2 separate regions of the Homo sapiens genome follow, and region 1 is linked to region 2. The links are chromatin loops, found by intact Hi-C in ENCODE. Cell type or tissue: breast epithelium. All regions are shown on one strand. Links, peaks and the distances in the headings refer to the core of each region. The heading gives the core; the rest is flanking DNA. Region 1 overlaps TJP3 (tight junction protein 3). Region 2 overlaps ZFR2 (zinc finger RNA binding protein 2).

Region 1 (12,131 bases), core at 1,720-6,719, 73 kb before region 2:
CAGCCTCCCAAAGTGCTGGGATTACAGGCATGAGCCACTGTGCCCGGGCAGGGCTGTCTCTTAAAGTCAGGAAATACAAATTCCTTGGGGCCATTTAAAAATTTTTTTTGAGACAGGGTCTTGCTCTGTCGCCCAGGCTGGAGTGCAGAGGCACGATCACAATTCACTGCAGCCTCGACCTCCTGGGCTCAGGTGATCCTTCTGCCTCAGCCTCTCGAGGAGCTGGGACCACAGGTGCATGCCACCATGCCCGGCTAATTTTTGTATTTTTTTGTAGAGATGAGGGTCTCACTATGTTGCTCAGGTTGGTCTTGAACTCCTGGGCTCAAGCAATCCTCTTGCCTCGGTCTCCCAAAGTGCTGAGATTATAGGCAGAATCCACCGTGCCCGGCCCTGGGGCCATTTAATGACACAAAGTATAACATCAAAGCAGGTTAAAAAAAAAAAAGATGCAGTTTTGAAAAATAAGCTCAGAAGAAAAAGAGTAAATAATCAGAAAGCCACTGTAGCCTGGTGGTTAAGAGCAAGAGTGAGGCTGGGTGCGGTGGCTCACGCCTGTAATTCCAACACTTTAGGAGGCTGAGGTGGGAGGATCGCTTGGGCCCAGGAATTTGAGACCAGCTTGGTCAACATAGCAAAACCCCATCTCTACAAAAAAACAAAAAAATATGCTGTGTGTGGTGGTGCATGCCTGTGGTCCCAGCTACCTGGGAGGCTGAAGCAGGAGGATCCCTTGGGCCTGGGAGTTCAAGGCTGCAGTGAGCTGTGATTGAGCCACTGCACTCCAGCCTGGGCAACAGAGTGAAACCCCGTCTCAAAAACCAAACAACCAATCAACCAACCAACCAACCAAAAAAGAGCCAGAGAACAGGGCAGGCTGCCAAGTTCACCACTGTGCTGCGTGACCTCAGGCAAGTTACTGAACCTCTCTAGGCCCCTTTTAATCTCACCTCTAAAGTAGGAATAATAACTGTGCCACTTCCTAAGGTCACTCTGAGGATGAAATGAATGGGTCCACATCAAGCGCCTGCTTGCAGCCAGGTTCAAGACAGCCTGACCAACATGGTGAAACCCCGTCTCTACTAAAAATACAAAAAGTAGCTGGCTGTGGTTGTGGGTGCCTATAATCCCAGCTACTCGGGAGGCTGAGTCAGGAGAATAACTTGAACCCAGGAGGTGGAGGTTGCAGTGAGCCGAGACTACGCCATTGCACTCCAGCCTGGGCAACAAGAGCAAAAAACCCCATCTCAAAAAAAAAAAAAAAAACTACACAAGGAGAAAGTCATTATTTGGCCACCACCTCCCCAAGGCTCCTTCTGCTTTTTGCTTTTCAGGCATTGAATCTGTACCCTTTTCCCAAACCACATCCCTGCAAGACAGGGCAGCAGTGCCATTTCACAGATGGGGAGACTGAGGCTGGGAGAGGCCCCGCCATAGCTAGCACGGGTGGGCAGACTTGGGATTTGAGTCCAGTCCTGAGCGCTGCCCTGGCTCCTTCAGAACTGCAGAGCCCTGCCCTCTGCTCTGTTTCTCTCCCCTCCACCCGCCTTCCCACTCCTGGAGATCAGGAATGCTGGCCTCGCTAGAGACGCTGGAGCTTATAAGAAAAGGCACTGGAGCGCACCAATGGGGGGTGCCTGGGCAGAGGGAATCACACACCCGCTGTGCCAAGCCTAGAAAACCCGCCCCGGGGAGGAGGAGGAGTCACTTCTACAAACTCCCTCCCCACTCCCTCCACCTGTCCCCTGCCTGGGGAGCAGGGCATGGTGCGTGCTGGCAGGAGGGAAGGGAGGGTGGAGGCGTGGCCAGGTGACCTTGCACCTGAGTCTGGTGTTCTCATTCATGCCATGGACATGAAAATAACAGAATCTGCCTGGTGTGGAGGCTCACGCCTGTAATCCCAGCACTTTGGGAGGCCAAGGCGGGCGGATCACTTGAAGTCAGGAGTTCAAGATCAGCCTGGCCAACATGGTGAGACCCCCGTCTCTATTAAAAATACAAAAATTAGCTGGGCATGGTGGTAGACACCTGTGATCCCAGCTACTTGGGAGGCTGAGGCAGGAGAATCGCTTGAAACTAGGAGGCAGAGGTTGCAGTGAGCCAAGTTGGCACCATTGCACTCCAGCCTCAGCAACAGAGTTTTTTTTGTTTTTTTTTTTTCTAAGTGGGAAAGCCCAGGTGGGAGGATCATTTGAGCCCAGGAGTTCAAGAAGAGTCTGGGCAACACAGCAAGACCCTCCTGTCTCTATAAAAATAGAAGTTAAAAAATTAGCTGGGCATGATGGTATGCACCTATAGTCCCAGTTACTCAGGAGGCTGGGGCAGGAGGATTGCTTGAAGCCAGGAGTTCGAGGCTGCAGTGAGCCATAATGGCTCACACTTGTAATCCCAGCACTTTGGGAGGCCAAGGCTGGAGAATCACTTGAGCCTAGGAGTTTGAGACCAGCCTTGGCAACACAGAGAGACTCCATCTCTACAAACAATAAAAAAAATTAGCCGGGCATCGTGATGTGTGCCTGTGGTCCCAGTTACTTGGGAGGCAGAGGTGGGAGGATCACTTGAGCCTGGGAGTTCGAGGCTGCATTGAACCGTGATCACACCACTGCACTCCAGCCTGAGTGACAGAGACCCTGTCTAAAAAAAAAAAAGTGTGGGAGGGGGGACTTCATGGCTCTGTGCCTCAGTTTCCTCATCTGTAACATGGGGATAATTGAATGCACCTTTGATGAATGTATTAAATGAGATAGTACATGTAAGGCTGGGCGCGGTGGCTCATGCCTGTAATCCCAGCACTTTGGAAGGCCAAGGGGGTGGATCACAAGATCAGGAGTTCGAGACCAGCCTGGCCAACATAGTGAAACCCCGTCTCTACTAAAAATTCAAAAAAATTAGCTGGGCATGGTGGCACATGCCTGTAGTCCCAGATACTTGGGATGCTGAGGCAGGAGAATCACTTGAACCTGGAAGGCGGAGGTTGCAGTGAGCCAAGATCACGCCATTGCACTCCAGCCTGGGCAACAAGAGCGAAACTCTGTCTCAAAAAAAAAAAAAAAAAAAGAGATAGTACATGTAAAGCACCTGGCACAAAGGAAGTGTTTCATTCATTCACTCATTAATTCATTCAGCAAATCCTTCTTGAATCCCTGCTGCAACTCAGGCGCTGTTCTAGGCAGGGAACTGAGGGCTCAGTTTTGGACAAAGACAAAAATCTCTGCCCTCTGTGGGTGGATCAGTTGAGGTCAGGAGTTTGAGACCAGCCTGGCCAACATGGTGAAATCCCGTCTCTACTAAAAATAGAAAAATTAGCCTGGCGTGGTGGTGGGCACCTGTAGGTGCCCAGCTACTCAGGAGCCCAGCTACTCAGGAGGCCAGTAGGCAGCCAGCTACTCAGGAGGCTGAGGCAGGAGAATCACTTGAACTTGGGAGGCAGAGACTGCAGTGAGCAGAGATTGTGCCACTGCACTCCAGCCTGGGCAACAGAATGAGACTCCGCCTCAAAAAAAACAAAACAAGGCTGGGCACAGTGACTCACCCCTGTAATCCCAGCACTTTGGGAGGCCGAGGTGGGTGGATCACTTGAGGCCAGAAGTTAAAGGCCAGTCTGGCCAATGTGGTGAAACCCTATCTCTATTAAAAATATAAAGATTAGCCAGGTGTGGTGGTGCACCCCTGTAATCCCAGCTACCTGGGAGGCTGAGGCAGGAGAATCGCTTGAACCCGGGAGGTGGAGGTTGCAGTGAGCTGAGATCGTGCCACTGCACTCCAGCCTGGGCGACAGAGCCAGACTCTGTCTCAAAAAATGAAACAAAACAAAAAAACAAACAAAAAAACCTGAGGCCCTGAGAGAGGTAGTAACTTGTCACAGGCTCCAAACACAGGCCTGTCAGAGCTGGACTCCCCACCCTGAGCTGGGGACCCCCAAGTGCTCAGATGAACCTGTGTGGCCTCATGCCCATCTTCCCCGCTCCCCTCGACCAGGTGGCTGACATGGAGGAGCTGACCATCTGGGAACAGCACACGGCCACACTGTCCAAGGTGAGGCCTCCCTCTCCCTGTCTGGGTGCCAGAGAGTATGGCGGCTTAGGCCCAGCTCAATAGAGGGGAGACCCTTTACCCTGGGGGAAACAGCAGCTCTTCCTTCCCCTCATCCTCTCTCAGGACCCCCGCCGGGGCTTTGGCATTGCGATCTCTGGAGGCCGAGACCGGCCCGGTGGATCCATGGTTGTATCTGACGTGGTACCTGGAGGGCCGGCGGAGGGCAGGCTACAGTGAGTATCCAGGCAGCTGGGTTCTGGCGGGGGAGGGCACGTGGAGAGGAGAAACCAGGCCAGGCACAGTGACTCACACCCGTCATCCCAGCACTTTGCGAGGCTGAAGTGGGCGGATCACCTGAGTTCAGGAGTTTGAGACCAGCCTGGCCAACATGGTGAAACCCCGTCTCTACTAAAATTACAAAAATTAGCGGGATGTGGTAGCGTGTTCCTGTAATCCCAGCTACTCGGGAGGCTGAGGCAGGAGACTTGCTTGAACCCGGGAGGCAGAGGTTGCGGTGAGCCAAGATTGCGCCACTGCACTCCAGCCTGGGTGACAGAGTGAGACTCTGTCTCAAAAAGAAAGTAAGTGAGGTGAGGAGAAACCTTTGTGAGCCTGGCACTTTCCAGCTCTGTCAACACAGGGCTCGGACTTGGCAGTAGGACAGTGTCAGAGACTTGGGCCTCACTTCCCTAAGGTACTTCCTGGTCCTTCACAGGAATTCTTGGGGTCATAGTGGCCCCAGAGCCCTTTTGGAACATAAAGTCCTGGAAACCATCGAGTGTTTGAGGGTTTGATGCTTCTTGGAATTATGTTGTTAAAATGGTTCTGGGCCCCAAGTGGCTGACAGGTGATATGGCTCAGCCCAGCCCAGAATTAGGGACCACCAGGTTCAGAGAGAAAGAGCTAGAAAGAAAATATGAAATACAGACAGGAAGAGAGGGAAAGAAAAGCAGAAAGTGGGGATTTGTGGTGTGGGGAGCGAGGAGTGAGAAGATGCCAGGTGTAGCTGTAGCTTCAAGGCCGGGTGCAGTGGCTCACACCTGCAATCCCAGCACTTTGGGAGGCCGAGGTGGGCGGATTACCTGAGGTCAGGAGTTCAAAACCAGCCTGGCCAACATGGTGAAACCCCATCTCTACTAACAAATACAAAAATTAGACGGGTGTGGTGGCGGGCACCTGTAGTCCCAGCTACTAGGGAGGCTGAGGCAGAAGGATCGTTTGAAACGAGGAGGTGGAGGTTGCAGTGAGTTGAGATCATGCTACTGCAATCCAGCCTGGGCAACAGAGTGAGACTCTGTCTCAAAAAAAAAAAAAAAAATGTAGCTTCCACTCTATGATTATAGTAGGTTCTACAATTGGCTCCATTTTACAGGTGAGAAAACGGAGGCCCAGAAGGATAAATGTCTTTGTGAACCTAGGGACACCAATGAATTAGAACCAGGCCTTGTAGATCTGGAGGTTCCAGGGGCACCCCCTCCCCAGGGAGGGCTTGTTACGAGGGTCTCCCCTGCAAAGCCTCCTCCGTAAGACCCGCCCTCCTCTCTCAGGACAGGCGACCACATCGTCATGGTGAACGGGGTTTCCATGGAGAATGCCACCTCCGCGTTTGCCATTCAGATACTCAAGACCTGCACCAAGATGGCCAACATCGTGAGTAGGCAGCCCCTGGCATGGCCAGCATCTCTGACCCCAGCCTGGGTCGTGCCGCTGTGGGGGTTGTAAGCTTCTGAGAGCAAGGAGTCATCTTCTCATCTTACAGTTTGGACATTGAGGCCCAGAGAGAGACTGGTGTCCCCCAGGGCCACCCGGGGGCTGAGCAGAGCCTCCCCCAGCCCTTGCCTGTAGCTGACCCTTCCTGTCCCCTCCTCTAACAGACAGTGAAACGTCCCCGGAGGATCCACCTGCCCGCCACCAAAGCCAGCCCCTCCAGCCCAGGGCGCCAGGACTCGGATGAAGACGATGGGCCCCAGCGGGTGGAGGAGGTGGACCAGGGCCGGGGCTATGACGGCGACTCATCCAGTGGCTCCGGCCGCTCCTGGGACGAGCGCTCCCGCCGGCCGAGGCCTGGTCGCCGGGGCCGGGCCGGCAGCCATGGGCGTAGGAGCCCAGGTGGTGGCTCTGAGGCCAACGGGCTGGCCCTGGTGTCCGGCTTTAAGCGGCTGCCACGGCAGGACGTGCAGATGAAGCCTGTGAAGTCAGTGCTGGTGAAGAGGAGAGACAGCGAAGGTCAGAAGAGGCGGGAGGTCGGACACGATCAGTACTGGACACAGGGCACCGTGGTCGGATGGGCGACGGTTTCAAGTGATTCTCCTGCCTCAGCCTCCCTGGTGGCTGGGACTCCAGGCGCCCGCCACCATGCCTGGCTAATTTTTGTACTTTTGGTAGAGATGGGGCTTCACCATGTTGGCAAGGATGGTTTCGAATTCTTGACCTCAGGTGATTCACCCACCTCGGCCTCCCATAGTGCTTGCTGGGATTGTGGGCGTGAGCCACCGCGCCCAGCCTGGAAGCTACAACTACACCTGGCATCTTCTTGCTCCTCGCTCCCCCCACCACAAATCCCCACTTTCTGCTTTTCTGTCCCTTTCTGCCTGTCTGTATTTCATATATTCTCTCTAGCTCTTTCTCTCTGAACCTGGTGGTCCCTAATTCTGGGCTAGGTTGAGCCATATCACCTGTCAGCCACTTGGGGCCCAGAACCATTTTATCAACATGTCCCCGCGCTGATCCCCGGGACCTCTGTTTAGGCCACCTCACTTAGCAAGAGGGACTCAGCAGATGGGATGGAGTGAAGGACCCTGAGCTCAGAGGTGATCCTGGATGATCTGGGGGGCCCAGTGTCACCACAGGGTCCTTATAAGAGGAGGCCTGGCTGAGTGTGGTGGCTGATGCCTGTAATCCCAGCACTTTGGGAGGCCAAGGCAGGCAGATCACTTGAGGCCAGTAGTTCTAGACCAGCCTGACCACTATGATGAAACCCCATCTCTACTAGAAATACAAAAATTAGCCAGGCGTGGTGGTGTGCACCTGTAATCCCAGCTACCTGGGAGGCTGAGGCACGAGAATTGCTTAAACCCGGGAGGTAGAGGTTGCAGTGACCTGAGATTTTGCCACTGCACTCCAGCCCCGGCGATAGGAGTGAGACTCCTTCTCGAAAAAAATTAAAAAATAAAAAATAAAAATTGAAACAATGATGATGTTATGAGCAATAGAATGCCCTTAGCCTGTGCATGGCAACATCACGAGTGGCACGGTGACCTGGTGTCCCCGCCCCGTGGAGATGTCATTGACACAATCAGATCTCGGGTCCTACGGGCGACATCACTGTTCTCCTTATGATGCCATCAAGGTGTTAGGATGGGAGGGCCCGCACCTGGACTGCTTACAGCAGGAGAATGCTCCCAGGCACCCGTCTCCAGAGTCCTGCCTCAGTTTCCCTCCTCCCCCCTTACAGAGTTTGGCGTCAAGCTGGGCAGTCAGATCTTCATCAAGCACATTACAGATTCGGGCCTGGCTGCCCGGCACCGTGGGCTGCAGGAAGGAGATCTCATTCTACAGGTGAGGCCGGGCTTCTTGTCCTGAGAGCAGGGAGACAAGGCAGGGTTGGGGCGGGCAGTCCCACGGAGTCATACAGCAAGGACAGCAGAACTGGGCCCCAAAGCATTTACCTTCAGTGTTGTTGCTTGTATCTCAAAGGTTGCAGATGGCCAGGCATAAAACCCCCTTTTTCCCCAGCTACTACTAATCCACAGCCAAATGTCGGTTTCTAGTATCCCCATGGGGTTGTCTGTTTCTAATACCCTCTAGCTTTGATGTGCATCAGAGACTCATGTGGGCAGCTGACTCCTGGACCTACCCTAGGTGACTGGATGCTAATGACCCAGTCACCAGGTTTAGGGGAGCTGCCCTGCCCTAAAGGATGGTATCTTTCTGGATTCTTCCCCTGAAAGTCTGTTTCTAGTGACTCCTAGTGTTTGATTTCCAAATTGCTTTCAGCTGATTATTTCCAGTGTCTTCAAAAAGTTATCTGTTTCTTTTTTTTTTTTTCAGACAGAGTCTCGCTCTGTCACCCAGGCTGGAGTGCAGTGGCGCAATCTCGGCTCACTGCAACCTCCGCCTCCCAGGTTCAGGTGATTCTCCTGCCTTAGCCTCCCGAGTAGCTGGGATTACAGGTGCCCGCCACCACACCCAGCTAATGTTTGTATTTTTAGAAAAGACGGGTTTCTCCATGTTGGCCAGGCTGGTCTCGAACTCCTGACCTCAGGTGATCCCCCCCGCTCGGCCTCCCAACGTGCTGGGATTACAGGCGTGCACCACCACACCTTGCTAATTTTTTGTATTTTTAGTAGAGACGGGGTTTCTCCATCTTGGTCAGGCTGGTCTCGAACTCCCGACCTCAGGTGATCCATCCGCCTCGGCCTCCCAAAGTGCTGGGATTACAGGCATGAGCCACCACACCCGGCCGACATTAAGTTCTTTCTAGGAATTGTGTGTTTCTAATCTACCTCTAGATGACTGTTTTCTTTTCTCTTTTCTTTTCTCTTCTCTTTTTTCTTTTCTTTTCTTTCTTTTTGATATGGAGTGTCGCTCTGTCACCCAGGCTGGAGTGCAGTGGCGGGATCTTGGCTCACTGCAACCTCCACCTCCCGGGTTCAAGTGATTCTCCTGTCTCAGTCTCCTGAGTAGCTGGGACCACAGGCGCCCACCACCACGCCCTGCTAATTTTTGTATTTTTAGTAGAGACAGGGTTTCACCATGATGGCCAGGCTGGTCTTGAACTCCTGACCTCAACTGATCTGTCTGCCTCTGCCTCCCAAAGTGCTGGCATTACAGGCGTGAGCCACCGCGCCCCACTCTAGATATCTGTTTCTAGTTATCTCCCAGAAGATTGTGTGTTTCTAGTATCTTTTAAGTATCTGATACTCCCTCTTCTCCAGTTAGAGTTGTTTATAATGTCACCCTCACATCTGTTCCTAGTATCCCCTGAGACATTTCCACTTTTGGTAAGAAAGGAGAGTCAACCTGTTTCTCATTTTCCCCAGTGTCTCCCACCCCTCTTAGAACATTTTCTGTTTCTAGAATTCGGTGCTCAGTTCTTGGTGTGGTCTCCACTCACAGCAGGAATCCAATTCAACACTTTCCTTAGGGAGTGGCTGTTTTTAGCAACCTCTGGGGGAATTGTCTGTTTCAAGTTCCCCCACACCAGGCTGTTTCTACTGTCTCCCATCTCTCATTAACTCACTTCCGCTCTTTCATTCCTGGTCCCTTTCAGATCAACGGGGTGTCTAGCCAGAACCTGTCACTGAACGACACCCGGCGACTGATTGAGAAGTCAGAAGGGAAGCTAAGCCTGCTGGTGCTGAGAGATCGTGGGCAGTTCCTGGTGAACATTCCGCCTGCTGTCAGTGACAGCGACAGCTCGCCATTGGAGGGTGAGGACCTAGAGGTTAGGACCTGGGAGGGGGTTGAATGGATGGCAGGGAAGGTGGGAAGCCCCAGGCAGGGCCAAGGAATCAATGAGCCTGGTCCCTAGAGGCTCAGAGAGTGACAGGAACTTGCTGAAGGCCACACAGCAAGTCAAGAGTTCAGGGGGGCGATCTCGGCTCACTGGGTTCAAGCGATTCTCTGCCTCCTGGGTTCGAGCGATTCTCGTGCCTTGGCCTCCTGAGTAGCTGGGATTATAGGCGTGAGCCACCGTGCCCAGCTCCAGAGCCGAATCTTCTAACTGAGCTTCTGACTTTGGTCTAGGGCCCTTTGTTTAGAGGGGTGTTGATATACCCCTCTGTAAAATGGGTCCAGTCCAGAAGGCGTGACCATGGCTGATGAGATGTCCTCTCCCCCTGCAGACATCTCGGACCTCGCCTCGGAGCTATCGCAGGCACCACCATCCCACATCCCACCACCACCCCGGCATGCTCAGCGGAGCCCCGAGGCCAGCCAGACCGACTCTCCCGTGTAAGTATCACCCATCGGCCAGAATGGTGATAGGGAGGGAGAGGGAGGTGGGAGGGAGAGGGGAACGCGGGCGTAGCTTTCCAACTGGGGGTAACCTTGAGGACGCAGTCCTGTATTTCTAGCATGTGCCTCAAAATACCTCCAGCCTCTACCCATTACCCAGTTCCAAAGCCGTGTCCGCATTTGTAGGTGTTGGTTACAGCAGCACCCCACTTCTTAGTATCAAACTCTGCCTTAGGCCAGGTGCGGTGGCTCACGCCTGTAATCTCAGCACTTTGGGAGGCCGAGGAGGGTGGATCATCTGAGGTTAGGAGTTCGAGAACAGCCTGGCCAACGTGGTGAAACCCTGTCTCTACTAAGATACCAAAATTAGCCCGGCGTGGTGCCGGGTGCCTGTAAGCTCAGCTACTTGGGAGGCTGAGGCAGGAGAATCACTTGAACCCAGGAAATGGAGGTTGCAGTGAGCCGAGATCGTGTCATTACACTGCAGCCTAGGCAACCAGAGCAAAACTCTGTCTTAAAAAAAAAAATTTCTTTTTCCTCTATTTATTTATTTGTTTTGAGACTGAGTCATGTGAGACTGGCTAATTTTCATATTTTTGGTAGAGATGGGGTCTGTATTGCCCAGCTATGTTGCCCAGGCTGGTCTTGAACTCCTGGGCTCAAGCATTTGGCCTGCCTCAGCCTCCCAAAGTGCTGGTATTACAGGCGTGAGCCACCACGCCCAGCCCAGATAAATTAAAATTATTTTTATTTTGTTTATTTATTTATTTATTTTTTTGGAGACAAGGTCTCACTCTGTCGCCCAGGCTGGAGTGCAGTGGCATGATCTTGGCTCACTGCAACCTCTGCCTCCCGGGTTCAAGCAATTCTCCTGCCTTAGCCTCCTGAGTAGCTGGGATTACAGGCGCCCACCATCATGCCCGGCTAATTTTTGTATTTTTGGAGAGACGGGGTTTAACCTCGTTGGCCAGGCTGGTCTTGAAATCCTGACCTCAGGTGATCTGCCCACCTCGACCTCCCAAAATGCTAGGATTACAGGCATGAACCACCGTGCCCGGCCTAAAATTCTTTTTAAAATGGCCCCTTGAAATCCATCCCTGCCTCACTCCCAATCTGTTCCCCACCAGGGAGAGTCCCCGGCTTCGGCGGGAAAGTTCAGTAGATTCCAGAACCATCTCGGAACCAGATGAGCAACGGTCAGGTGGGTGGTGACTCTGAGCACCCCTGTCCCTGACATTTCTGATCCCTGACAGCAAGGCTGTGCCAGGCAGAGCTGGGGGAGGTTGGCCTGAGCCTAAGTGGTGAGACATGGTTTCCTGAGAAGGACTCGAGGTGGGTGACAGTCCTTCCAGGATGAGGACATAAAGCAAAGGTTTGGAGGCTGGACTGAGCCAGTGTGCTTGGGAAAGAGACTGGCTTTTCCCTTTCAGAGTTGCCCAGGGAAAGCAGCTATGACATCTACAGAGTGCCCAGCAGTCAGAGCATGGAGGATCGTGGGTATGTACCCCAGAAGAAAGCAAACCCGCTCAAAACTCCTACATCCCAGGCTGCCTCCCTCATCAGCGCAATCCTGCCTGCTTGTATCCATTGTGTTGAGTGGGACCATTAAGTGGGGGTTTTGGGGAAACTGAGGCCTGGAGGGGGTGGGGGCTTTCCCAAGGACAATGCTGAGCCCTCCCTTTGTCCGCCCACTCTGCTCTGACCCCATCTCTGCCTCCCCTTGCAGGTACAGCCCCGACACGCGTGTGGTCCGCTTCCTCAAGGGCAAGAGCATCGGGCTGCGGCTGGCAGGGGGCAATGACGTGGGCATCTTCGTGTCCGGGGTGCAGGCGGGCAGCCCGGCCGACGGGCAGGGCATCCAGGAGGGAGATCAGATTCTGCAGGTGCTCCGGGGGCGGCTGGCCAGCCCCACTGATCATGGGCGTGCAGTGTGCTAGGTCCTGCCCTTGTCTGTTCCAGTCCTCCCCTTGGGTCCACCTGGGGACTGTCGAGACCCCAGATGGGTATTTGAACATTTCAGTGTCTCCTTGGCTGTGTCATGATTTTGCTGATGTCACGACCTTATCTTCCAGGTCATGACCTCATCGTCCAGTTACAACCTCCTTTTCTGTGCCTTGACCTTATCTGGGTTCATTTTT
Region 2 (12,131 bases), core at 6,570-11,569:
CCATGTTGGCCAGGCTGGTCTTGAACTCCTGACCTCAGGTGATCCACCCACCTCGGCCTCCCAAAGTGCTGGGATTACAGGCGTGAGCCACCGTTTCCAGCCTCACAATTGAACTTTCTGAACCTGGAGGACAGGCCGGGGTGGGGAGGCCACTGCAGCCAGACATGGGGACACCTGAGCCGCCATGGCCTCCATGGAAGCCGTCCCCGGCCTAGCCGTCCTCGGCTGGAATCTGCAGTTAGATCACACTGCCCCAGTTAGCAAACCTTTAAATTTAGCTTCCTCCCCCCAGCCAGGGGACTCCGGGATTGAGGGGAGGAACGCTGGCTCTTTCGAGGAAGAACGCTGCATCACTCATTCTGCAACCAGTCGCTGTCTGCCCGGCCATTCTCGATTCCTTGAACGAAGGGCCTCTTGGGGCGAGCTGCTTTGGGCGTCTTTGCTGGAAAACCCTTGCCCCGTCTTCCTCGTCCTTAAGACGCAGCCGGACAGGTTGTTTTCCAGCCACACTTGCAGGTTTCATCCGTGGAAACTGGGTCTGTGTCACATCCGGCCTTAAAAGCTTCCCGGCTGGGCGTGGTGGCTCACGCCTGTAATCCCAGCTCTTTGGGAGGCCGAGGCTGGTGGATCATCTGAGGTCAGGAGTTCGAGACCAGTCTGACCAACATGGTGAAATCCCGTCTCTACTAAAAAAATACAAAAATTAGGCCAGGTGCGGTGGCTCATGCCTATAATCCCAGCACTTTGGGAGGCTGAGGAGGGTGGATCACGAGGTCAGGAGATCGAGATCATTCTGGCTAACATGGTGAAACCCCGTCTCTACTAAAAATATAAAAATTAGCCAGGTGTGGTGGCGGGTGCCTGTAGTCCCAGCTACTCGGGAGGCTGAGGCAGGAGAATGGCGTGAACCCGGGAGGCAGAGCTTGCACTGAGCGGAGATCACGCCACTGCACTCCAGCCTGGGCGACAGAGTGGAGACTCCATCTCAAGAAAAAAAAAAAAAATTAGCTGGGCGTGGTGGCATGTGCCTATAATCCCAGCTACTCGGGAAGCTGAGGCAGGAGAATCACTTAAACCTGGGAGGTGGAGGTTGCAATGAGCTGAGATCAGGCCACTGCATTCCAGCCTGGGTGATAGAGTGAGACTGTCAAAATAAATAAATAAAAAATAAATAAAATAAAAGCTTCCCATGGTTCCCACTAAGCTCAGTGTGCCTCCCGGTGCTTTGTCACCTCTGCGGTCCAGTGGCTGTCACCTCTCTGCTCCCAGCTTCTCCCTTGTCTCCCAAAAGCTCAGGCATGGGGCAGCCACAGGACCTTTGCACATGCTCTTCCTATCTCCTAGTACTACATCCTTCCCCCAGCTCTTCTCAAGGCCAGCTACTTCTCTGCACTTTCAGCTTCTCCAAGAGACCCTCCCTGGCCACCCCACAGTGGTCACCCTTAGTTACTCTCTATTGTCAAAGCCGGAATCCCCACCTGTTATCCTGTCTCACTCGTCATTGTCAATCTCCCTCCATCCTTGCTTCCCACGACAGAATATATCTTCCTAATGAGGGTAACGACCAGCCCTGGGCCCGGCAACCATTTAGGTCTGGAGCCTGGCACATAAAAGGCCCTTACAGAAGCAGATGAGAGGGTAAAGTCTGAGGAAGGAGGCCAGGCATGAAGGCTCACGCTTGCAATCCCAGCACTTTGGGAGGCTGAGGTGGGAGGATTGCTTGAGCCCTGCCATTGGAGACCAGTCTGGCCAACATAGTGAGACCCTGTCTCTACAAAAAATAAAATAAACTAGCTGGGTGTGGTGGTGTATGCCTGTAGTCCCAGCCACTCAGGAAGCTGAGGCAGGAGGATCACTTGAGCCCAGGAGGTTGAGGCTGCAGTCAGCTATGATTATGCTACTGCACTCCAGCCTGGGCAACAGAGCAAGACCCTGTCTCAAAAAAAGAAAAGAAAAGATCAAGTAAGGAGAACAGGAGATACACATTATTCCGGAATAAACCAGTCATGTCTACTCAAGAGCAGCCCCTAAGTCTCTCCTCCAGGATCCCTCTTCATCCTCTCATGACCTCATGCTCTAACTCAGGGCCCAGCAAACTGTCTCTCTAAAGGGCATGCTGGTCTCTGTCCCAACTACTCAGCTCTGCCATTTCAGGGACACCATAGATAACACAGAAGCCAAAGACCGTGGCTGCATTCCAATAAAACTTTATTTATGGACATGGACATTTGACTTTCATATTACTTTTCTTTTCTTTTGCTTTTTTTTTTTTTTTTTTTTGAGCTGGAGTCTCGCTCTGTTGCCCAGGCTGGAGTGCAGTGGCGTGATCTTGGCTCACTGCACGCTCCACCTCCCAGGTTCACACCATTGTCCTGCCTCAGTCTCCCATGTAGCTGGGACTACAGGCGCCCGCCACCACACCCGCCTAATTTTTTGCATTTTTAGTAGAGAAGGGATTTCATCGTGTTAGCCAGGATGGTCTCGATCTCCTGACCTCGTGATCCGCCCACCTCGGCCTCCCAAAGTGCTAGGATTATGGGCGTGAGCCACCAAGCCTGGCCTTTTTTTTTTTTTTGAGACAGAGTCTCACTCTGTTACCCAGGCTGGAATGCATTAACGTGATCTCGGCTCACTGCAACTTCTGCCTCCTGGGTTCAAGCAATTCTCATGTCTCAACCTCCCAAGTAGCTGGGATTACAGGCATGTGCCACCACACCCGGCTAATTTTTGTATTTTAGTAGAGATGGGTTTCATGTTGGCCAGGCTGGTCTTGAACTCCTGACCTTAGATGATCTGCCCACTTTGGCCTCCCAAAGTGCTGGGATTACAGATATGAGCCACCATGCCCGGCCTCATATGACTTTTCATATGTCATATAATATTGATTCCATTTTCCTCCAACTATTTACAAATGTAAAAAAACGATTTTAGCTGGAGGAGTTGTGCGGATACAGATGGCAGGTTGGACTTGGCCCTCAGACTGTAGTTTGCTCTCCGCTGCCTTCTCACAGTCTTTATTTTCTCATAAGTAGGTGCTTTTTTTTTTTTTTTTTTTTTTTTTTTTGAGATGGAATCTCACTGTTTCGTCCAGGCTGGAGTGCAGAGGCGTGATCTTGGCTCACTGCATCCTCCGCCTCCCAGGTTCAAGCTATTCTCCTGCCTCAGCCTCTTGAATAGCTAGGATTACAGGCACGCGCCATCACGCCTGGCTAATTTTTGTATTTTTAGTAGAGATGAGGTTTCACCATGTTGGCCAGGCTGGTCTCGAACTCCTGACCTCAAGTGATCTGCTTGCCTCGGCCTCCCAAAGTGCTGGGATTACACGTGTGAGCCACCAGCTGTATTTTTCAATCTGTTAAATTAAATGTGCTGATACTCATGGCATGTAATAAGCTCTCAAGAAGTGTTTAAAAAAATAAAACTCAAAATATATAAATAAAGCTCCTCAACTCAGCAATGAGCCTCTCAAGGGTAAGTATATTCTTGTTGGTATGAATAGCAGCTGATATTTATAGGGTGTTTTACTGTGTGCTGAAGACAAAGCAATATAATGTCCCACTCCTCAGGGGTTGCTGTTGCTGTTTTCAGGTATTTACCTCCATAGTTCCAAGTAATGTGTTTTACACATCCCTTGATTTATCAGTTGGATGTTGTCCATTGACTTCCTATTCCAGAAGGTCAAGATTTAGCTCTCTTAGGCATTCTGCTCCCCCAACAGTTAAATCACAATTTTTGCTTAAATGAAAATTCAGTGCTTATAGTATATATATTAATATAAATATTATTGACAGTGGAGCAATGTATACTAAGAACATTATTTTCTGGGACCTGCTTTTTTATTTCCCTGGAGTTAGTCATCGCCTTGGTTTTATGTGTCTGTGACTCTTTCCCCCAGCCTCTCCACCAGAACTGACATCTCCACTCAGGACTTTCTCCTACTGCCCAGCTGTGATCCTGGCCCCTCTCTTCTTCGGCACAAGGGGATTCTTAGATATAGCTCCTGTTTCTTGGGTGTGGGTCTCCCTGTTTCTTGGTTTGGTCCCTTGTTTTAGGAATGTGCTCCCCCTAGGGTTTCCAGAGAAAGTGTTTTCCTCCTACTCTCCTGGGTAATTAGAGGTTTGGCTGACAGTATTGTAGGTGGATACTTTTCTTTTGCCCAATGTTTTCCAGCTTCTAGTCTTGGGCAGCTGAATGATCAGAAGTTGTCCTGTTTCCTCATACTTTGCCTGTCCCATGGTTAATTTCTGTCTCTCTCTCTCTCTTTCTGGAAGCTTGTAGAATCTTCTTGTTCCCTACATCCTGCACTTTCACAGTGGTGGGTTTGGTGTGGGTCTGTTTTCAACCATTGTGCTGAGTACTTGGTGGGCTCTTTCCTGTGTTCTCTTCCTGGCAAACTTTCTTGAATGATATCATTGGTGATTTCTTCCACTTTGGTTTCTCTGGCGTGTTTGTGGAACACGTTATTGTCATAGGGTGGACTTCTTGGATTGATGTTTTCATTTTCTTGCCTACCTTCCCCCCCACCCCCCCACTTTCTACTTTTTCTTCCAACCCTTCTATTGACATTTTAATTTTGACTATTAATTTTTTTTTTTTTTTGAGACAGGGTCTCACTCTGTTGCTCAGGCTGGAGTGCAGTGGTGCAATCACAGCCCACTGCAGCCTCGACCTCCTGGGCTCAAGTGATCCTCCTGCCTCAGCCTCCCAAGTAGCTGGGACTACAGGTGCCTGCCACCATGCTGGCTAATTTTTTTGATTTTTAGTCTCACTATGTTTCCCAGGCTGGTTTCAAACTCCTGAGCTCAAACAATCTGCCTGCCTCAGCCTCCTGGAGTGTTGGGATTACAGGCATGCACCACCACACCCAGTGACTGTCAGAGTTTTAATTTCCAAGAGCTCTTTCTGGTTCTTTTACCGTTCCTCTTTAAAGGACAAACTTGGCTGTGTGTGGTGGCTCACGGAGCTCAGGAGTTTGAGACCAGCCTGGGCAACATAGTGAGACCCCAATCTCCAAATAATATGTAAATAAATAAAAGAATTTCTTGGCCCAGTGCAGTGGCTCACACCTGTAATCCCAGCACTTTAGGAGTCTGAGGCTGATGGGTCACCAGAGGTCAGGAGTTCGAGACCAGGCTGGCCAACATGGTGAAACCCCATCTCTACTAAATATACAAAAATTAGCCGGGCATGGTGGCTCATGCCTATAATCCCAGCTACTTGGGAGGCTAAAGGAGGAGAATCGCTTGAACCTGGGAGGTGAAGTTTGCAGTGAGCCAAGAACACATCACTGTACTCCAGCCTGGGTGACAGAGGGAGACTCCATCTCAAAAAATAAAAAATAAAAATAAATAATAAATAAATAAGTAAATAAATAAAGGCAAACTTATACTTGTTTCCTGGCTGTTATATCCTCTATGAGCTCTCCGAGGATAAGATGCATACAGGTTTTGTTTTTTTCTGTTCTGTGTTTGAATCAGGAACATAAGGATTTTTCTAGAACTGTTTTCTTCTGCCCTCTTTGTCTCTCCTTCAGGTTACTTTTCTTTTCTCTTTGTGGGTTTTGGTCTCTCTGTTGACTAACAATTATGATGGAGTGCTACAGAGCTGACGGAAGCCTCCTCACCACAGGGCGGCCTCACTGTGGGGTGGTTGGCGGGTGGGGGTGGGGGTCACTGGGCAGGAATCCCGAAACATTGGCAGCATCTGGAAGGCTTTTCTCATAGCCTGGCATCCAGCGTTCTAGAAGCCACAAGAGGTTAGACATCTGGGGTTGTGACTTTAATGGCCTGGATTTTTTATTTTTTTTATTTTTTTGAGACAGAGTTTTGCTCTTATTGCCCAGGCTGGAGTGCAATGGCACAGTGTCAGTTCACTGCAATCTCTGCTTCCCAGGTTCAAGTGATTCTCCTGCCTCAGCCTCCCAAGGCTGGGATTACAGGCATGTGCCACCAAGCCTGGCTAATTTTTTTTTTTTTTGGTAGAGACGGGATTTCACCATGTTGGTCAGGCTGGTCCTGAACTCCTGACCTCAGGTGATGCACCTGCCTCAGCCTCCCAAAGTGCTGGGATTACAGGCGTGAGCCACCGTGCCCGGCCTGTTTTTTTTTTAAGGCAGGGTCTCACTCTGTCGTACAGGATGGAGTGCAGTGGCGTGATCATAGGTCACTGCAGCCTCAACCTCCAGGGCTCAAGTGATCCTCCTGCCTCAGCCTCTCAAGTAGCTGGGACTATAGGCATGCATCATCATACCTGGCTATTTTTTTTTTTTTTTCAGAGATGGGGTCTTGGTATGTTGCCCAGGCTGGTCTCAAACTCCTGGGCTCAAGTGATCCTCCCGCCTTAGTCTCCCAAAGTGCTGGGATTACAAGCATGAGCCACTGCACTTGGCCTTAATAGCCCATTTGCACAGCCCCTCATCCCTGCCCTCCATGGCGCCTGGGTCCCTGTGCCTGAACCTTTCTGTGCAGCAAGCATTTTAAAATGCATTTTCTTACTGAATTCTCCTCACAGCTCTCTGCACAGTTGGGGACTACCAGTTTGACCCCAATTTTATGGAAGCTTAAGGCGGTAACATGAGCTGTCCCCACACTCCATAGCTGATAAGTTAAAGGGCCACGCTGTGACTAGAGCCCAGAGTCACCCTCACTGCGTGAAGTGACGGCTTCTGGCTCATCCTTGGGTGTCCCAAGGAAGGCAGTGAGTGTTTGCTGATTGTCTATGGAATAAATGTCAACATCCTCAATGGGAGAAATAGGGAAACCACATGAATGAAGGCCCAGCACACATCACAGGTGTTCAACACACAGACGGAATTAATGAGCAACTGAAAGAACAGGAGTTGAGGCCGGGTGTGGTGGCTCACGCCTGTAATCCCAGCACTTTGGGAGGCTGAGGCAGGTGGATCACCTGGGGTCAGGAGTTCGAGACCAGTCTGGGCAACGCAGTGAAACCCCATCTCTGCTAAAATACAAAAAAATTAGCTGGGTGTGGTGGTGGGCGCCTGTGGTCCCAGCTACTTGGGAGGCTGAGGCAGGAGAATCACTTGAACCCAGGAGGCAGAGGTTGCAGTGAGCTGAGATCACACCATTGCACTTGAGCCTGGGTGACAGAGCGAGACCTTGTCTCAAAGAAAAATAAGATGTGTCAGCCGGGCGCGGTGGCTCACGCCTGTAATCCCAGCACTTTGGGAGGCTGAGGCGGGAGGATCACGAGGTCAAGAGATCGAGACCATCCTGGCTGACACGGTGAAACCCCGTCTCTACTAAAAATACAAAAAATTAGCTGGGTGTGGTTGCAGGCGCCTGTAGTCCCAGCTACTCGGGAGGCTGAGGCAGGAGAATGGCGTGAACCCGGGAGGCGGAGCCTGCAGTGAGCCGAGATTGTGCCACTGCGCTCCAGCCTGGGCAACAGAGCGAGACTCCGTCTCAAAAAAAAAAAAAAGAAAAAAAGGAAAAAAGAAAAATAAAATGTGTCTTGTAGGGTCATGAGAAGAATTAAATTAGATAATAAGCACACAGTAAATAGGTGATGAATCAATGTCGTTATAATACCAAGTGAAGAAAAGCAGGAAGCAAGATGGTAAAAATGACCCACCCATAAACAACAGGGCATTAAAGAATAGAGAGCAGGATGGCCGGGCGTGGTGGCTCAGCCCTGTAGTCCCAGCACTTTGGGAGGCCAAGCACTTTGGGAGGCCGAGGAGGGCGAATCATCTGAGGTCAGGAGTTTGAGACCAGCCTGACCAACGTGGTGAAACCCCATCTCTACTAAAAATGCAAAAATTAGCTGGGCGTGGTGGCAGGTGCCTGTAATCCCAGCTACTCAGGAGGCTGAGGCAGGAGAATCGCCTGAACCCAGGAGGCGGAGGTTGTGGTGAGCCGAGATTGCGCCACTGCACTCCAGCCTGGGCAACGGGAGCAAAACTCCGTCTTCAGAAAAAAAAAGGAAAAGAAAGCAGAAGGGAAATGGAGTGTTCACAGTAGCTGATAATTTTGTGGTTGTTTTGTGATTGTTTTGTTTTCCTTCTTCCATTTTTCTGGATTGTCCAAGTTTTTCATAATGGGAAAAACCCAATTCATGAGTAAAAACATTTATGTGGAAAAACACATGTAACAAAATTTGCCATCTTAATCATTTTTTATTTTTATTTATTTATGTATTTTTGAGACAGAGTGTCGCTCTGTCATCCACGCTGGAGTGCAGTGGCGCAATCTCGGCTCACTACAACCTTGGTCTCCAGGTTCAAGCGATTCTCCTGCCTCAGCCTCCTGAGTAGCTGGGATTACAGGTGCCCACCACCACGCCCGGCTGATTTTTGTATTTTTAGTACAGACGGGGTTTCGAACTCCTGACCTCAAGTAATCCGCCCGCCTCGGCCTCTCAAAGTGTTGGGATGACAGGCGTGAGCCACCGCGCCCGGCCGATGCTTCCTAATGCATTTCGTTTGCAAAATTTGGGAGTGACCGTTTTCTACCCAGAGGTGGCTTCTCCACCTTAACCAGGAAAGCGGGTCTTAATCCGATCACCTGAGACACCTTCTCAGTCCCAGAAGCTAAACTAGGGAGGCATCCCGGGACAAGACGGGCAACAATCTTTTCCCAAACGACCCCCGAGCCTGGCCAGGGAGATGCTGCCTGCAAGGCTGACTGTGACTGGGCCGGGGGACTCAGGGCATCTTAGCGGCCGCCTCTCGCTCCTGTCCGTGACCTTGCAGATGCAGGTGACAGCCTGCCCTTCCGTTTTTGTCTTTCCAGTCCCGCCTGCCGGATTGGGTTCCAGCCCTGCCCACACGCCCGGTACATCCCGCCTACACTCACCGATGTCGCCTAGCAACCCGGCTCGCAGCTAGCATCCGCAACCGAGGTCCCCGCGCTCCAGTTCTCTGGCGGGGAGGGAGAGGGGTGTTGCTTCTCCAGCCCCCTGCAGCCTGGTGTCTTCCTGCCACCCGCCGGCCTGCTCCGGGAACCGCGGCCTGGTGGGACGAGGGTTGCGGAGGACGGGTCAGGAGCGACCGCGTTTCAGGCCCGTGGACTCCGCAGCCCAGACGGTCCATCCATCTGCACCGAATCCCTTCGCTAACCAACTGCTTGATTTTGCTGTCGCGCCGCCTAAACTTGGTTTTTTGGAGTTGCTAGGAGGGCCGACTTAACTCTTTGTCAGCCGGGCTGGTTTTCACCCACCTGGTGGCAGGAATCCTGTTTGCCTTCCCCGGGAGCCAGGGATGGGAACGGGAACTGTGGGTGGGAGGCTTCCGAGAGCCGCCTCTCCCGGGGCATAAGGAAGGAAGCGGGGCTGCAGGTACCGCCTGGGGTTCACAGCAGGGGACGAGGTGCCTCCCACCAGGGGCTGCTGTGATCGCCAGGCCTGCCAGGGTGTGCCCCTTCCCCTGTCCCTTCCCTCTGTCCCCACAGCCTTGGCTGGAGTCCCTCACCGGTAACGAGACAGAGACAAATGGTGTTCTCTGTCTTTCTGAGACAGAGTTTTGCTCCTGTTGCCCAGGCTGGAGTGCAATGGCGTGATCTCAGTTCACCACAACTTCTGCCTCCCGGGTTCAAGCGATTCTCCTGCCTCAGCCTTCCAAGTAGCTGGGATTACAGGTGCCCGCCACCACACCCAACTAATTTTTGGTATTTTTAGTAGAGACAGGGTTTCACCACGTGGGCCAGGCTGGTCTCGAACTCCTGACCTCAAGTGATCCGCTCGCCTTGGCCTCCCAAAGTGCTGGGATTACAGGCACATGCCACTGCACCCGGCCGACAAATGGTATTCTCATAACCACCAGAAAGAGACACGTCCTCTGGTGTCAGAGCGTGGCTCTGAGCACTGAGACCGACTCAGTTGCTAGCGTCCACCTGGCCTGCCCGAGATCTGGGAATACAGTGGTGATCCAATTGATGGTGAGAGGCTTCCTGACAGGCAGAGAGTTCACATTCTCAAGGGGAAGACAGATACCAAATCGTTTCAAAGATGCATGGTTTAAAGTCAAGGAATAGGCCAGGCGCGGTGGCTCACGCCTATAATCCCAGCACTTTGGGAGGCTGAGGTGGGCGGATCACCTGAGGTCAGGAGTTTGAGACCAGCCTGGCCAACATGGTGAAACCCCGTCTCTACTAAAAATACAAAAAATTAGCTGGGCGTGGTGATGTAGGCCTGTAGTCCCAGCTACTCGGGTGGCTGAGGTGGAATAATCACTGGAACTCAGGAGGCGAGGTTGCAGTGAGCTGAGATCGAGCTGCTGCACTCCAGCCTGGGAGACAGAGACCCTGTCTCAAAAAAAAAAAAAAAAAAAAAAGGTGGAACTGGAATTGACAAGACATCCTCATGGATTGGCCGGGAGCACAGAGGAATCCAGGAGGCCTCCCTGGTTGTGCTGGCTGTCACCTTGAGCCCTGGGCAAATGGCGGTGCTGCTGCCGCGATGCTGACGGAGAGAGGGGCTGTGTGTGGACGGAGTGTGTAGCAAGGGAGTGAAGTTCCCAAGAAATCTGGGATAGAGTGGAAAGCAGGAGAGAGGGTGTGAGGTGGAGGAGGACGGTGGCCTAGAGGCCGCCTGCCCTCCGGGGAGGCTTAACCAGCAATTCCTGTTGCTGACAGATAATCCCTGCTAGAAGGGGACCCCTCGGTGGCTCCCCACCCCCCTCCTTTGGCCTGGGCCTGAAACAGCGGTCCCTGCACACCCAGCCCCTGCCACTCCCGTCCCGCCGCCCCCACCCTGCATCTGCCTCCTCCCCCACCCTGCATCTGCCTCCTCCCCACTCTGCTCCCCGCCTGCCCCCCGTCCCAAACACTGCCAGGGAAGCCCTGTGGGCTGGAAACTGTCACGAAACTCTTCCACTGTGACCAGGTCTCAGCATCTGAACACCCTCCGCCCGCCTTCTGAGGGTTTGGGAATGTGGCGGGGGAAGCACTCTGTGGGCAGAGGCATCTCTCCCAAACTCAGCGTAGTTGCCTCCTCCTCCAGGAAGCCCTCGGGGAGCCTCCAGAGCATCTCACTGTGTGTCTCTAGGATGGGGCCAGGGGAACCCTCAAGGACCGAGGCAGAGAGCTGGGTTATGGGAGGCGTTGAGATGAATGATTCTCAGCCGGTGTGTCTGTGTTCCCAGGGGACCCTTGTGAGGGGACAGCCTGAGGATGCCCACACCTTGGGGAGCAGCCACTGAGCAGTGCCAGCCCCTTGGGCCCCTCCCAGTCCACATTTGGGCTGCAGGGTTTCTGGGAGACCCCCACCCGGGACCCTGAGAAGGAGGTGAAGAGCCCAGCATTTGGGGTCACCTGCACCCCGCAGGAAGGACGGCACGGCTCACACAAAAGACAAATGATTTCCTTTATTCCCCCTGCCTCCCAATTTCCAGGTAGCTCTACAAAGACATTCAGACAGAGCCACATGCAGGCTGTCCTTCAAACACAGAGAAACAAAACTGAGCCACTGGCTGGAGATCACATCTGCCCAAAGGTGGACTTTTCTCATTCAATGCCACTGGGCAGCTGGCCAAAGAAAAAAAAACTGACCAAGCGGAAGGTTTGAACAGGTTGGGGTGGGGACTCAGAAGGGGGTGCCCCCACATCCATCAGTGCCAGGAGGCGCCTGCCCACCATGGCCAGCATCCACAAGACGGCGGCCCCTCCCCGGGTCCCCCAGGCACGGGTCCCGGGCCCTGCTACCACAAGGGGGGATTGGGGACCCCCTGCCTCAGGGCCAGCCAAGGCCTACATCAGGGAGAGAGGGAGGAAGGAAGGACGGAAGCTCAAATCCAGGCCTCAGTGACACATGGCAGAGTGGGTTTTCTCTGTGAAAGGCACTCAGTGGTACAGGGCTCGGGGCGGGGGGTGGGTGGGGGTGCCTCTGGGCTCCGGGTCTGACTGTCCAGCACAGCTGTTCCCGGGGGAGGCCCAGCCAGGATCCTCATCGCCCGTCGGCGTGTCCACCTGGCCCTGTGGCTCTCCCCACAGGGGACGAGCCTGGCTCAGGCCCTGCTGACATCCTGGCTGTGGAGGTGGGTGGGGGGTCTGTTTGGAGCAGGCTGGGCTGGGGGCGTGGGGATGCCGGCTGGGAGCTCCCCTGGGCTTGTCCTGCACATGTGGTGGGGCCCCAGAACAGGGCCTGCCCACGTGATTTCAAATCCATGCCGCAGC

The links. A loop is a pair of places that touch in the nucleus more often than their neighbours do. Peaks named below come from ENCODE experiments on the same cell type or tissue, not always from the same donor. Only the 100,000 strongest peaks of a DNase experiment are listed, where the experiment ranks them.
Region 1: a loop joins it to region 2, with 17 times the contacts of the local background. A loop is called at or near these places in 1 of 110 quality-filtered maps.

Annotation. Positions count from the first base shown.
Region 1 is chr19:3,724,446-3,736,576 of GRCh38, forward strand. TJP3 (tight junction protein 3) reads left to right here. Exons shown (of 21, transcript NM_001267560.2): 2 at 3,979-4,035; 3 at 4,159-4,268; 4 at 5,583-5,685; 5 at 5,910-6,261; 6 at 7,490-7,593; 7 at 9,308-9,467; 8 at 9,882-9,990; 9 at 11,121-11,194; 10 at 11,424-11,490; 11 at 11,720-11,876. The coding sequence starts at 3,988. Among named protein-coding and RNA genes, the nearest start is that of TJP3, 22 kb to the left of the region's middle. In breast epithelium, for the core only: no CTCF peak of the experiment used is centred there; no DNase peak of the experiment used is centred there; H3K27ac peaks cover 830 bases.
Region 2 is chr19:3,792,716-3,804,846 of GRCh38, forward strand. ZFR2 (zinc finger RNA binding protein 2) reads right to left here. Exons shown (of 19, transcript NM_015174.2): 19 at 11,309-12,131. It also overlaps a transcript of MATK not described here. Among named protein-coding and RNA genes, the nearest start is that of MATK, 12 kb to the left of the region's middle. In breast epithelium, for the core only: no CTCF peak of the experiment used is centred there; a DNase peak (open chromatin) is centred at 8,806; H3K4me3 peaks cover 1,121 bases; H3K27me3 peaks cover 2,850 bases.